2 separate regions of the Homo sapiens genome follow, and region 1 is linked to region 2. A link is a contact called in ENCODE Hi-C or POLR2A ChIA-PET data. All regions are on one chromosome and are shown on one strand. Each heading gives the region's core, a stretch centred on a gene start or an enhancer-like site at or near the end of the contact. The rest is flanking DNA. Distances are from core to core; before and after follow the strand shown.

Region 1 (6,018 bases), core at 278-2,777, 430 kb before region 2:
TGCTCTCCCTCCCCTTTCCTCCCACTCCTCGACAGGCTCTGGTATGTGATGTTCCCCTCCCTGTGTCCATGTGTTCTCATTGTTCAGCTCCCACTTATGAGTGAGAACCCGTGGTGTTTGGTTTTCTGTTCCTGTGTTAGTTTTTTATATGTGTATACCAAGCATATAATGATATAACAAAATTCAGGAGCTAGTCTACGTTATTTTGTTGTGTAGAATATTGTAAATGAAACACTTCTATAGCTTAGGAATTTTTTTGTTACTGAAACACTATTTGTATGTTTATTTTGTTGTTAGTTTGTTTTTATCTTTTTGGTTTTTAAATAGATTAAAAAAAAAACTGGAATAAAAACTATCTTACCAGACATTTTTACATTTGCAGTTGGGGACCCTGGGAGCAGGCAACCATTATGCAGAAATCCAGGTTGTGGATGAGATTTTCAATGAGTATGCTGCTAAAAAAATGGGCATCGACCATAAGGGACAGGTGTGTGTGATGATCCACAGTGGAAGCAGAGGCTTGGGCCACCAAGTAGCCACAGGTATATTCTAGACTTTGTGCTAAAATGTACATTTTATGGGCAACCAGATAGAAATTTAAGAGCGAAAACTCTGAAATATACTGCATGGGTTTTATCCTGAGTCCTCAACAATTAAATAACTTGGACAAATTCACTGGGCCATAACTTTCTTGTCTAAAAAAATGAGTATAATAGTTATTTCATATAGAATTATCATGGAAAGTTAATAATATATGTAAAGCACTTAATGTTTGACATTAGTAAACACTCAATAAATGTTAGTTGCAGTTATTGTTATGTTTACTCTTATGAGTTACTATCTGGCCAAGAAAGAGCAAGAAATGTGTAAAGAGTGGAATTTATGAAATAGGCTTTCATTTGGCAGATTATGTATCATATACCTGCTCTGCAACAGTAGATGTGATGGTGGATTTGCTGATGAAAGAGGCAGATACTTTGCACTCAAATTGTCTCATGAAGTAAAGGTCATGTCCATTTAAAAGAAAAAATAAATATTAAAAGGTAGCAATTAATTATATAGGAGAGTCAAACAAAACACATTTAAGAAAAAGATTTTGGAGATGGCTTCATGGACCCAGTGTTGAGCTGGATCTCACAGTTTGGACAATTACACACAAAGACTGGTGACAAAGGCAGCATGAACAAAAGCAGGAAGCAGCGAAATATTGGATAGGTCCTTTTGGATAGCTTGGAGGGTGTGTGAAATAATGTATGAATTGTGACGGTTACTACAGGACTGAATGAAGCGGGATGAACGCAGAAATGAAAACAAAAAACAAAAGAAACTTTTAAAGAAGGAGTCAGGGGCTTCTTGCTTCTAGTGAGCTTCCACAGCCCTTTGTATTTATTGGGTAGAAAGAGCAGGGAGGAGGAGGTAACTATTGGTCAGCTGCTTGATTGATCCCAGGTTCATATTATTGCTAACAGGCTTCACATGTGCCTGTCACAAGAAACACTTGTGCCTGGGGCGTGGCTGCCCTCAGCATTCCTTCTGGGCAACAGACGCAGTTGTCAGCTTGCCAGCATCTTGCATTCATAAGAACAGTTTGCTGTTTACTCATAGCCTCCAGTGGTATACTGAGTTGTTCACGACCCTCATTCTTTCGGCCTCCAACAGCGAATCAATGAAAAGGTATATAGATGCCTGGAAATTGTTATAAGCTTAAAATTCCATGTTACAGATCAGCCTCTAGTCCATTTTATTGTGTGAGAATTTAATAATTTGTGCCAGCCTGACCCTCTAGACTATTTAACCTAGCAGATGTACGAAGTGTCAACTAGTGTTTCAGAACATTCCCCTGAGTACTTCTCTGCATTTTGTCATGGATTTGATTAATCATGAAGGCAACAAAATGTATTTTGCTACTACTATTCCCATGCATTCACATATTGAGAAAGGAGTAATGAAGACCATCTTGTGGCTATTTGTTTACACATCCCATTCTCTTTCAAGTTCCTAGAGGGCAAATGTTGACTTTGTGTCCCACAAACTGTCACTGCACTCTGAAAGATTCTCAAGTACGTCTTGACTGAGCAAATAGATGAACTCAGAAACACATTAAAGGGAAAGTTGGCTTTCATTGGGTTTTTTTGTGGAATGAATTTGAATGTAGCCTACCTTTCTGCAGTAAATCTGAACTGTTCATTTAAGGGAAAGCTAACTGGTTTGGACTTTGTGGCTCTTGTTCCAGATGCGCTGGTAGCTATGGAGAAGGCCATGAAGAGAGACAAGATTATAGTCAATGATCGGCAGTTGGCTTGTGCTCGAATCGCTTCCCCAGAGGGTCAAGACTATCTGAAGGGAATGGCAGCTGCTGGGAACTATGCCTGGGTCAACCGCTCTTCCATGACCTTCTTAACCCGTCAGGTACAGTAGAAGTTGCTCTTCTGTTCCGAGTCATTCATGATGATGTTAAGTGCTTTAAAACATAGTGCAGTCCAGGCTGGACACGGTGGCTCATGCCTGTAATCCCAACACTTTGGGAGGCCGAGGGGGGGCGGATCACAAGGTTAGGAGATCCAGACCATCCTGGCTAACACGGTGAAACCCCGTCTCTACTAAAAATACAAAAAATTAGCTTAGCTGGTCGTCGTGGCGGGTGCATGTAGTCCCAGCTACTCGGGAGGCTGAGGCAGCAGAATGGTGTGAACCTGGAAAGTGGAGCTTGCAGTGAGCCGAGATCGTGCCACTGCACTCCAGCCTGGGTGACAGAGTGAGACTCCTGTCTCCAAAAGAAAAAAACATCGTGCAGTCCAGTCAAAGCCTATGGTGTTTGGTTTTGGAAATTCACATAGTTAACTTTCAAAATACCAGAGAAGTGTCCAAGGTTTTGGTGTTGTCTTAAACTAAATCATCAGAGTATCAGGCATGAGAAATGAGAGCAGAGAATCAAAATTATTCCTAGAATTTGTCTTGAACAGCATAGAGAATAAAAGTGCCACTGACTAAGATTCAGAAGGCTGAGAAGAAGCAATTTTGAAAGGTGGGATCAAAAGTTGCCCAGCAGCTTTTCAACTAAAGATGAAAATGATGTGGTGGCATTTCCTGTGTGGTCTAAAGGACAGCTTTTGTCCTTTACGTGAAGATAATCTTACGGCTACTTTTGAACTTTTAAATCTTTTACTCCCTTCAGAACAGACTACCTGAAACCAGTGAGATGAGTCACGAAGAGCTGAACATAAGTCCTGAAGTTCTGGCTGCTTTTATCTTCTGTGTTTTCTCCTAGGCTTTCGCCAAGGTCTTCAACACAACCCCTGATGACTTGGACCTACATGTGATCTATGATGTTTCTCACAACATTGCCAAAGTGGAGCAGCATGTGGTGGACGGAAAGGAACGGACACTGTTAGTACACAGGAAGGGATCCACCCGCGCTTTCCCTCCTCACCATCCCCTCATTGCTGTTGATTACCAAGTACGTAGCTCTACGTTTGTAGTTTTAAGCAGTGGGGGCACGATTTAGATTGTTGCAAATGTGAATTACATTTAAAACGAAAAGCAGCAATTGTGAAAAGAAAATACTCTGTCACTCATGAGAACAGTGATTCCCAATCTTCTCTGAAGCAGTAACTCCTTCCCCCATCATTTGTGCTTGCGGTGGTGCCGTGTGCTATAGCAAGTGCTGCAGGAAGTGTATTTTACTCCACTACCGTGAATTGAGGCCTTTGAATTAGTGGAAGACAGGAGTAACTCAGTTACAGAAGACAGAGTAAACTCAGTCTGTTTCATTCCTCCTGTCCTCTTGGTGTCTGGCTGTGGTGGAGTTCGAAAGACCCCATAGTCTGCTTGCTCCTTTTACAGATGAGAAACCCAAAACAGAGAAGACAAGCACCTTGCTCAGGATGGTGGTTCTAGCAACACTTCTCTACACTTTTGGATTTTGCTTTGCTCTTATTTTGACTCTTCTGCATTTTTACTGGTCCTCAGATTTTCACTCTCGTCCTCTTCCTTCCCCTCCGATTTATCAAAGAATCAAAGTACTATCTTAATATAGTTTACTAGCCGCGCGTTTAGAAGTCTGGGTTTCTCCGGCCGGGTGTGGTGGCTTACGCCTGTAATCCCAGCACTTTCGGAGGCCAAGGCGGGCAAATCACGAGTTCGGGAGATCGAGACCATCCTGGCTAACATGGTGAAACTCCGCCTCTACTAAAAATACAAAAAATTAGCTGGGCATGGCAGCAGGCGCCTGTGGTCCCAGCAACTCGGGAGGCTGAGGCAAGAGAATGGCGTGAACCCAGGAGGCGGAGCTTGCAGTGAGCCGAGATCCCGCCACTGCACTCCAGCCTGGGCGACAGAGCAAGACTCCCATCTCAAAAAAAAAAAAAAGAAGTCTGGGTTTCTCCTACAATCCTACAGTGCAAGAGAAAATTTAAATTTTATGCATAAAAAGCCTATGTTTTTCTGAATTTTAACATGTTTGATTTATGTGCATCCTCAGCTCACTGGACAGCCAGTGCTCATTGGTGGCACCATGGGAACCTGTAGTTATGTTCTTACTGGCACTGAACAGGGCATGACTGAGACCTTTGGAACAACCTGTCATGGAGCGGTAAGGAAAACAGAAACTTCCTTAGAAATGCTCTCTTCAGTTTAGCTATGGTTTTCCATTTTGACTGGTAAATGTAGCTGATTGAACATTAACAGAGTTGAGACTTGGGCCTATCATGTCTTGTACTTCAAATTGTTCCCCATAATGTATACTATTTAGTGAACTGACTGGGGTCACCTAGTATCTCTGCCTCAGTGAGATCTGGTAGGGTTAGGGACCGTTTCTTATCTCTGCAAGTCCAGAAAATCCAGACTGGGAAATTGTCACACTAGCTGAGCTTACTGTCTGGTTTATAAGTGATAGAACTTTAACTGATGCAAATATCACAGTTGATCTCAGCGACTGACTGGACCTGCTCCTTTGTTTAATTTGCCCCTTCCTATTGTGTAGGTCCACGCAAGATTGGAAGGATAGGCCCTATTTGCAAATTAGAGCCCATGTACAGTCTACACACACACCCATTTCAAAACACTGCCTCTCATCTTCTAAGCCCAGGGGTCAGGAAACTCTTCCCATAAAGGGCCAGACCGTAAATATTTTAGGCTTTTGGGACCAGATGGTCTGTGTACCAGCTATTCAGCTATGCCATTTCAGTGCAGAAGCAACCTTAAGTACTGTGTAAATGGGCAATGCTGTGTTCTAATAGAACTATTTTAGGCCAGGCATGGTTGCTCACACTTGTAATTACAGCACTTTGGGAGGCCAGGGCAGGAGGAGCACTTGAAGCCGGGAATTCAAGACTAGACTGGGCAACATTAGCAAGACACCGTCTCCACAAAAACTTTTTAAATTAGCCGGGTGTGGTGGCACACCTGTAGTCATAGCTACTCAGGAGGCTAAGGCAGGAGGATTGCTTGAGCCCAGGAGATTAAGGCTGCAGTGAGCTATGATTATGTCACTTCACTCCAGTCTGGGTGACAGAGGGAGACCCTTTCTCAAAAAACAAAATAGTTTATTTTAAAAAGCAGGTGGTGGGCCATATTTGGCCCATACACCGTAGTTTGCCGGCCCCTTTTCTAAGCCATCCAGAGTGTTGAGCCAGTGTTGAAATGGGAAAGAGAAACTGTCTAGAGTACCTTCTCCTAGGACAGACCTTCACAAATGTATTTAATCCTACTTTTTTTTCTGATTGTTTCTCATTTCTAGCTGCCTCCCAACTCCTAATTTTAACCCAGTAGTTTTCAACAAAGGAGATCCCCCTACCGCCATGGGGACATTGACAATTTCTGGAGGCTTTTTTTATTGTCATGGTTTAGTGGGAGTTGCTATTGGCATTTAGTGGGTCTTAGAGGCGAGGGATGCTGCTGAATACACTGCGCTGCGCTGCTGAATACCCTGCATAGGACAGCCTCCCAACAAAGAATTCTCCGGTCCAAAATCTAAAAGGATATGATGAGGTTTAAAAGGCCTGTTACCAATTCGATAAA
Region 2 (6,372 bases), core at 145-2,644:
TCGTTGTCCCCTCTGCCCCCCAAGGGCCTGGGAGATCCTGAGGGGAAAAAACCAAAGCCCTTTGGCAAGTAACTCTGACCAAAAACAGAAAAAAAACGGCCGGGCACAGTGGCTCACACCTGTAATCCCAGCACTTTGAGAGGCCGAGGCGGGCAGACTCTTGAGGCCAGGAGTTCAAGACCAGCCTGGCCAACATAGTGAAACCTCGCCTCTACTAAAAACACAAAAATTAGCCAGGCGTGGTGGTGAGTGCCTGTAATCCCAGCTACTCAGGAGGCTGAGGCAAGAGAATCATTTGGACTCGGAAGGGAGAGGTTGCAGTGAGCAGAGATCGCACCACTGCACTTCAACCTGGGCAACAGAGCAAGACTCAAAAAAAAAAAAGAGGCCGGGCGCGGTGGCTCACGCCTGTAATCCCAGCACTTTGGAAGGCTGAGGTGAGCGGATCACGAGTTCAGGAGATCGAGACCATGCTGGCTAAGACGGTGAAACCGCGTTTCTACTAAAAATACAAAAAATTAGCCGGGCGTGGTGGCGGGCGCCTGTAGTCCCAGCTACTCGGGAGGCTGAGGCAGGAGAACGGCGTGAACCCGGGAGGCCGAGCTTGCAGTGAGCTGCACTCCAGCCTGGGCGACAGAGCGAGACTCCGTCTAAAAAAAAAAAAAACAAAACAACAGCAACAACAACAACAAGAACAAAAAACAGAAAAAGCAAGGCCTGGGCTCCACATATTTCCTCCCCTCACCATCCTCCATGGACTCTGTTCGCCCTCACAGTGTGCAGGGCTCGGGGACCCAGGTGACAAGGGCCGACCTGCCAGCCGACCACCTGGCAGGAACCGCAATGGTTGGGCGGATACAGTGGCTCTGCCTGTGATCCCGGAGCTTTGGGAGGCCGAGGCGGGAGGATGGCTTGAGCCCAGGATGTCGAAGCTGAGTGAGCCGAGATGACGTCACTGCACTCCAGCCTGGGTGACATAGTGAGGTGACCCCTCTCATAAAAAGAAAAAGAAAAGGAAAGAAAGTGAGAGAAATAGAGAGAGAAGGAAGGAAAAGAAAGAAAGAAAAGACAAGAAAAAAGAGGGAGAAAGGCAAGGGAAAGACAGGAAACGCAGGGACTGACTGAGGGACTGATGGAGGAGGCGTGTGAGCCGGGCTGGGGACGCGACTGACTGATCGGCTGACAGGATGACCAGCTGCACTGGGGTTGCTGAGGGGTGGCAGCGACAGCCAGCCTCTCAGCCTCGGTTTCCGCCTGCCTCCTGCCTCAAGCCAACTCACTGCGTGGCCTACCCCGACACTAACCGGCGCCTGAACCAAAACCCACGGAGCCTGGCGGCCGCGGCTCCCTCAGAGAGTCGCCCTAGACCCTGCGCGGCTCCACAGCGCCACCTCGAGGCTGCGCCTGGAAGGGAGGGGCTGGGGAAGTGGGCGGAGTCAAGGGCGGGGCTACAGGTGGAGCGTCGGCAGGAGCTCCAGCATCCCCTTTCCCGGGACGCCGCTCCTCTTCCCCGCCTCCTTGGCTCTCCCCCGGAGCCTCTTCCTCCTCCCCCGTTCGAGTGGGCAGGTCCCCGCGGGAGCCTGAGTCGCACTGCAGACCTATCCTGTGACCTGAAAGAAACTCCCAGTTCCCCATTAGACCCCCTGGCAGCCTGGGCATCCCGGCGGTTCCAGGGACCCGCTGGGGCGGATGACGGCCGAACCTTTGGGCGCCAGGCTGGCAGTAGACGTGATAGAGGTGAAAACCCCACCACCCTCTTAATCCCCAGAAATGCTACAGGATTCTGGGGGGCCTGAGCGAGCAGCTGAGGACAAGGGCCGATGATATTTGCTTTATTTGTTACTGGGCTTGCTCCCTCCCCCGCATCCCGCTGCTCTTCACACTTGCAAGCTCACCTGACTGCCAGGTGGCCGGTCTGGAGCATGGCGAGCACCTTCGAGCCCCATAGATGGCAGCACAGGCCTAAGAAAAGTCGTACCAGAATGGTGTCTCCCTTCCAAACTCAGGCCGGGAGAGATAGAGCCACTTAGGGGAGAAAACTAATGTCCAGAGTGGCAGAAACATCCTCACATCCCGAAGGGTCTTGAACCCTAACTTCTTGCCCCAGGACAAGAAGACAAGGCAGAGTAAAGAGAGGCTCACAGGGAGAGGCAAGTGACAGTTCAGAACACAGGTGCACCATGCCACGCGACTGTGGGCGTCTCCTCACCTCTCTGAGGCCGTTTCCTGAACTGTAAAATCAGGGACAAGAAGGATACCTGCGTCACGGGATGTTCTGAGATTAACTGAGATGCTGCATGCAAATCACTTAACCACAGGGCATGTGGTAAGTGCTCTAATATATGTAAAGCAACGTTCCACTGCTTTTTGTTTGTTTGTTTTTGAGACACAGTCTCGCTCTGTCACCTAGGCTGGAGTACAGTGGCATGATCATAGCTTACTGCAGCCTCAAACTCCTGGGCACAAGTGATTCTCCCACCTTAGCCTCCTGAGTGGCTGGGACTATAGGTATAGCTATCGAGCCCAGCTAATTTATCTTTTTTTATGTTTTGGAGAGATGGTGTCTTTCTACATTGCCCAGGCTGGTCTGGACCTCCTGGCCTCAAGCAATCCTCCCGCCCTGGCCTGCCAACGTGCTAGGATTACAGGACTGAGCCACCATGCCCTGCTGAGTGTGATGTCTTTTTTACTGTGTCAACTTGGCTAGACTAAAGGCCCCAATTATTCCAACACTAAACTGGATGTTTTGGTGAAGTTGTTTTGTAGATGCGAATAAAGTCCATTATCAGTTGACTTTACATAAAAGGAAGATATCCTGGATAATTTAGGTGGGCTTGATAGACGCAGTTGAAAGGCCTTAAAATCAGACTTGAGGTTTTCCTGAAGAAGAAATTCTGCCTGTGGATAGCAACTTCAGCCCTTGACAAGAGTTCCAGCCTGCACTTACTGCACTTACCTAGCCAGCCCCACAATCACGCAAATCACCTCCTTGCAACAAATCTCTTAATCTGTATCCCCTTACTGGTACAGTTTCTCTGATTGAACCCTAATACATTAAGGAAGCAGTATGGCCAGGCGCAGGGGCTCACACCTGTAAACCCAGCACTTTGGGAGGCCGAGGCAGGCGGATCACTTGAGGTCAGGGGTTCGAGACCAGCCTGGCCAACATGGTGAAATTGTCTCTACTAAAAATACAAAAATTAGCCTGGTGTGGTGGTACGCGCCTGTAATCCCAGCTACTCAGGAGGCTGAGGCACAAGAATAGCTTGAACCCGGGAGGCGGAGGTTGCAGTGAGCCGAGATTGCACCACTGCACTCCAGCCTGGGCAACAGAGCAAGACTCTATCTCAAAATAAAAAGGAGTGTGTGTGTGTGTGTGCGCGCATGTGTGTGTGTGTGCGTGTGTGTTGGGGGTCACAGGGCCTAATCTTCGTGTTTATTCACTCCTTTTTTTTTTCGAGGCAGTCTCACTCTGTTCCCCAGGGTGAATTGCAGTGACACGATCTTGGCACACTGCAGCCTCGACCTCCCAGGCTCAAGCAATCTTCCCACCTCAGCCTCTTGAGTAGCTGGAACTACCAGGCCTGGCTAATTTTTGTATTTACTGTTTTGCCATGTTACCCAGGCTACTTTCAAACTCCTGAACTCAAGCAGTCCACCTGCCTCGGCCTCCAAAAGTGCTGGGATTACAGGTGTGAGTCACCGTGCCCAGCCTATTCATTTCTTTTTAATCTCCGGGTAGTTTGTGACTTTTGAGGTCCAGTACTTGGAGGCACTAGCAAAACCATGGTTATTTATTGGTTGGGGTGGGCTATGAGGTAGCTAGAGGCAGAGGGCCCCTTCCACCAGTCCTGCCCCCTGAGGCCTCAGCTTCGTGGATGTGCCTGCTCATTCCCCTCTTCTCCCTGCCTCAGGTGTAGGCCTGGAAATGAGAGCTACAAAGTATGCTGTCCCTGGGAACCAGCTGGTGAGGAGGAGGCTTCTACCCCAGCAACCATCTGTCCCACATGTCCCTGTACCCCGCCTCTCCCGCCTCTACCCCACAGGCTCATGTGTCATGCACAAACACCTTTTGCCCGCCTGCCCTAATTCTTTTTTTTTTTTTTTGAGAAGGAGTCTCACTGTGTCGCCCAGGCTGGAGTGCAGTGGTGTGATCTCGGCTCACTGCAACCTCCGCCTCCCGGGTTCACGCCATTCTCCTGCCTCACTCTCCCGAGTAGCTGGGACTACAGGTGCCCACCACGACACCCGGATAATTTTTTGTATTTTTAGTAGAGACGGGGTTTCACCATGTTAGCCAGCATGGTCTCGATCTCCTGACCTCGTGATCCGCCTGCCTCGGCCTCCCAAAGTGCTGGGATTACAGGCGTGAGCCACCGCGCCCGGCCAGGCAGAACCTTAAAGGCAGGTGGAGAGCACCTGTAATAGAAAGTGGCTCTCATGATGAAGCTCTGCTGAGCTGAGAGATCTTGTCACTTCCTAGACCCTTGGTTTGCTCCTCTGCACCCTCAATGGTGGTGAGCAACAAGGAGGTGGCCAACTTGAAAGCACCTGGGGCTTTATGGGCTCTTGGATTATCTTCCTTTCCTCCCCAGGAAACTCGGGAGGCTGGAGAAACATCACATGGTGGGAAGAGAGTAGGCTCATGAGTCAGCAAGCCTGAGTTTGAGGCCTGCTGCCCCCACTTGCAAGCCATGGGACCTTCAGGAAGATCTGGAACCTCTCAGAGCCTGATTTCCTCATCTATAAGATGGGCCATGGCTGGGCGTGGTGGCTCACACCTGTAATCCCAGCACTTTGGAAGGCCGAGGCTGGTGGATCACCTGAGATCGAGAGTTCAAGACCAGCCTGACCAACATGGAGAAACCCTGTCTCTACTAAAAATACAAAATTAGCCGGGTGCGGTGGCTCACGCCTGTAATCCCAGCACTTTGGGAGGCCGAGGCAGGAGGATCACGAGGTCAGGAGATCGAGACCATCCTGGCTAACACAGTGAAACCCCATCTCTACTAAAAATACAAAAAATTAGCCGGGCGTGGTGGCGGGTGCCTGTAGTCCCAGCTATTCGGGAGGCTGAGGCAGGAGAATGGCATGAACCCGGGAGGCAGAGGTTGCAGTGAGCCGAGATCGCGCCACTGCACTCCAGCCTGGGTAACAGAGTGAGACTCCGTCTCAAAAAAAAAAAAAAAAAATTAGCTGGGCGTGGTGGCGCATGCCTGTAATACCAGCTACTCGGGAGGCTGAGGCAGGCGAATCACTTGAACCCAGGAAGCAGAGGTTGCGGTGAGCCGAGATTGCACCATTGCACTCCAACCTGGGCAACAAGAGTGAAACTCCATCTCAAAAAAAAAAAAAAAGAAAAGACAGGCCAGTGGGTGCGGAGCCCCCTCCCAGAGCTCCTGTGGGGACAGTAACACAGCTGGCACACAATGCTCTCTCCACCTTTAGTAGGGGGTTGGTAAAAGTGAAAGCCCCCATGTTAACATAAGAGTGTCGTTACTACTGCTGAAAAACACGACACCCGATCCCTCTAAAAAAAATCCCAAAAACCTGCTTCTCCCGACGTGCAGCGTTGAAAAAGGCACTCCTTTTTAAGACCACCCCTGAGAGTGTGTGCCTCCTTAAATGTTGTTCCCTAGGCCTGGCACGGTGGCTCATGCCTGTAATCCTAGCATTTTGGGAGGCCTAAGTGGGAGGATTGCTTGAGCCCAGAAGTTTGAGACCAGGCTGGGTAACATAGCAAGACCCCACCTCTACAAAAAATAACAAAAATTAGCTGGTTGTGGTGGTGTGTACTTGTAGTCCTAGCCTCTAGGGAGGCTGAGGTCAGAGGATCATTCCAGGACGCAGTGAGTTATGATCTTGCCACTGCACTCCAAACTGGGTAACAGAGTGAGACCCTGTCTCTTAAAAAAATAAATAAAATTTAAAAATTTAAAAACCTATGTCGTGGGCCAGATCACATGAGGTAAGGAGTTCAAGACCAGCCTGGCCAACATGGTGGAACCCCATCTCTACTAAAAATACAAAAAAATTAGCCAGGCGTTGTGCCACTTGCCCGTAATCCCAGCTACTCGGGAGGCTGAGGCAGGAGAATCGCTTGAACCCTGGAGGCGGAGGTTGCTGTGAGCCAAGATTGCGCCACTGCCCTCCAGCCTGGATAACAGAGTGAGACTCCATCTCAAACAACAACAAAACAACAACAACAAAATATACATATATAATATAATATAGATATAGATATATGTTGTGACCTAGGCACCTCTCTTGCTAACCTTAAGCCCAGCCCTGCACCCCTGCATCATCTGAAAGATGACTACTCATCTTTCACCCCACTACTCACAACAGAAACCTGGGTAGCCTGAGTCCTTC

Evidence for each region. A loop is a pair of places that touch in the nucleus more often than their neighbours do. ChIA-PET counts read pairs that join two places held with the same protein, here RNA polymerase II (POLR2A). Pooled maps may share reads with other maps.
Region 1: a map of CD4-positive, alpha-beta memory T cell shows a loop between it and region 2 (4-fold over the local background). The contact joins the enhancer-like site here to the promoter of LINC02558 in region 2. A Hi-C loop is called at or near these places in 9 of 168 maps with a recorded cell type or tissue (CD4-positive, alpha-beta memory T cell, IMR-90, chondrocyte and 5 more), 4 of 37 single-sample maps with no recorded cell type and 20 of 50 pooled maps. POLR2A ChIA-PET finds 5 or more read pairs at or near these places in 1 of 52 experiments (Panc1).

Annotation. Positions count from the first base shown.
Region 1 is chr22:32,392,465-32,398,482 of GRCh38, reverse strand. It overlaps RTCB (RNA 2',3'-cyclic phosphate and 5'-OH ligase), which reads left to right. Exons shown (of 12, transcript NM_014306.5): 7 at 383-542; 8 at 2,234-2,409; 9 at 3,269-3,457; 10 at 4,481-4,591. Among named protein-coding and RNA genes, the nearest start is that of RTCB, 17 kb to the left of the region's middle. RefSeq lists a silencer at 3,623-3,820. Within about 2 kb of position 1,527, at least 2 of the 41 ENCODE cell types and tissues checked have a DNase peak (open chromatin) inside an H3K27ac peak, as active enhancers do.
Region 2 is chr22:31,965,845-31,972,216 of GRCh38, reverse strand. It overlaps LINC02558 (long intergenic non-protein coding RNA 2558), which reads right to left and starts at 1,394. Exons shown (of 5, transcript NR_149128.1): 1 at 1,305-1,394. RefSeq lists enhancers at 2,035-2,144, 2,215-2,264.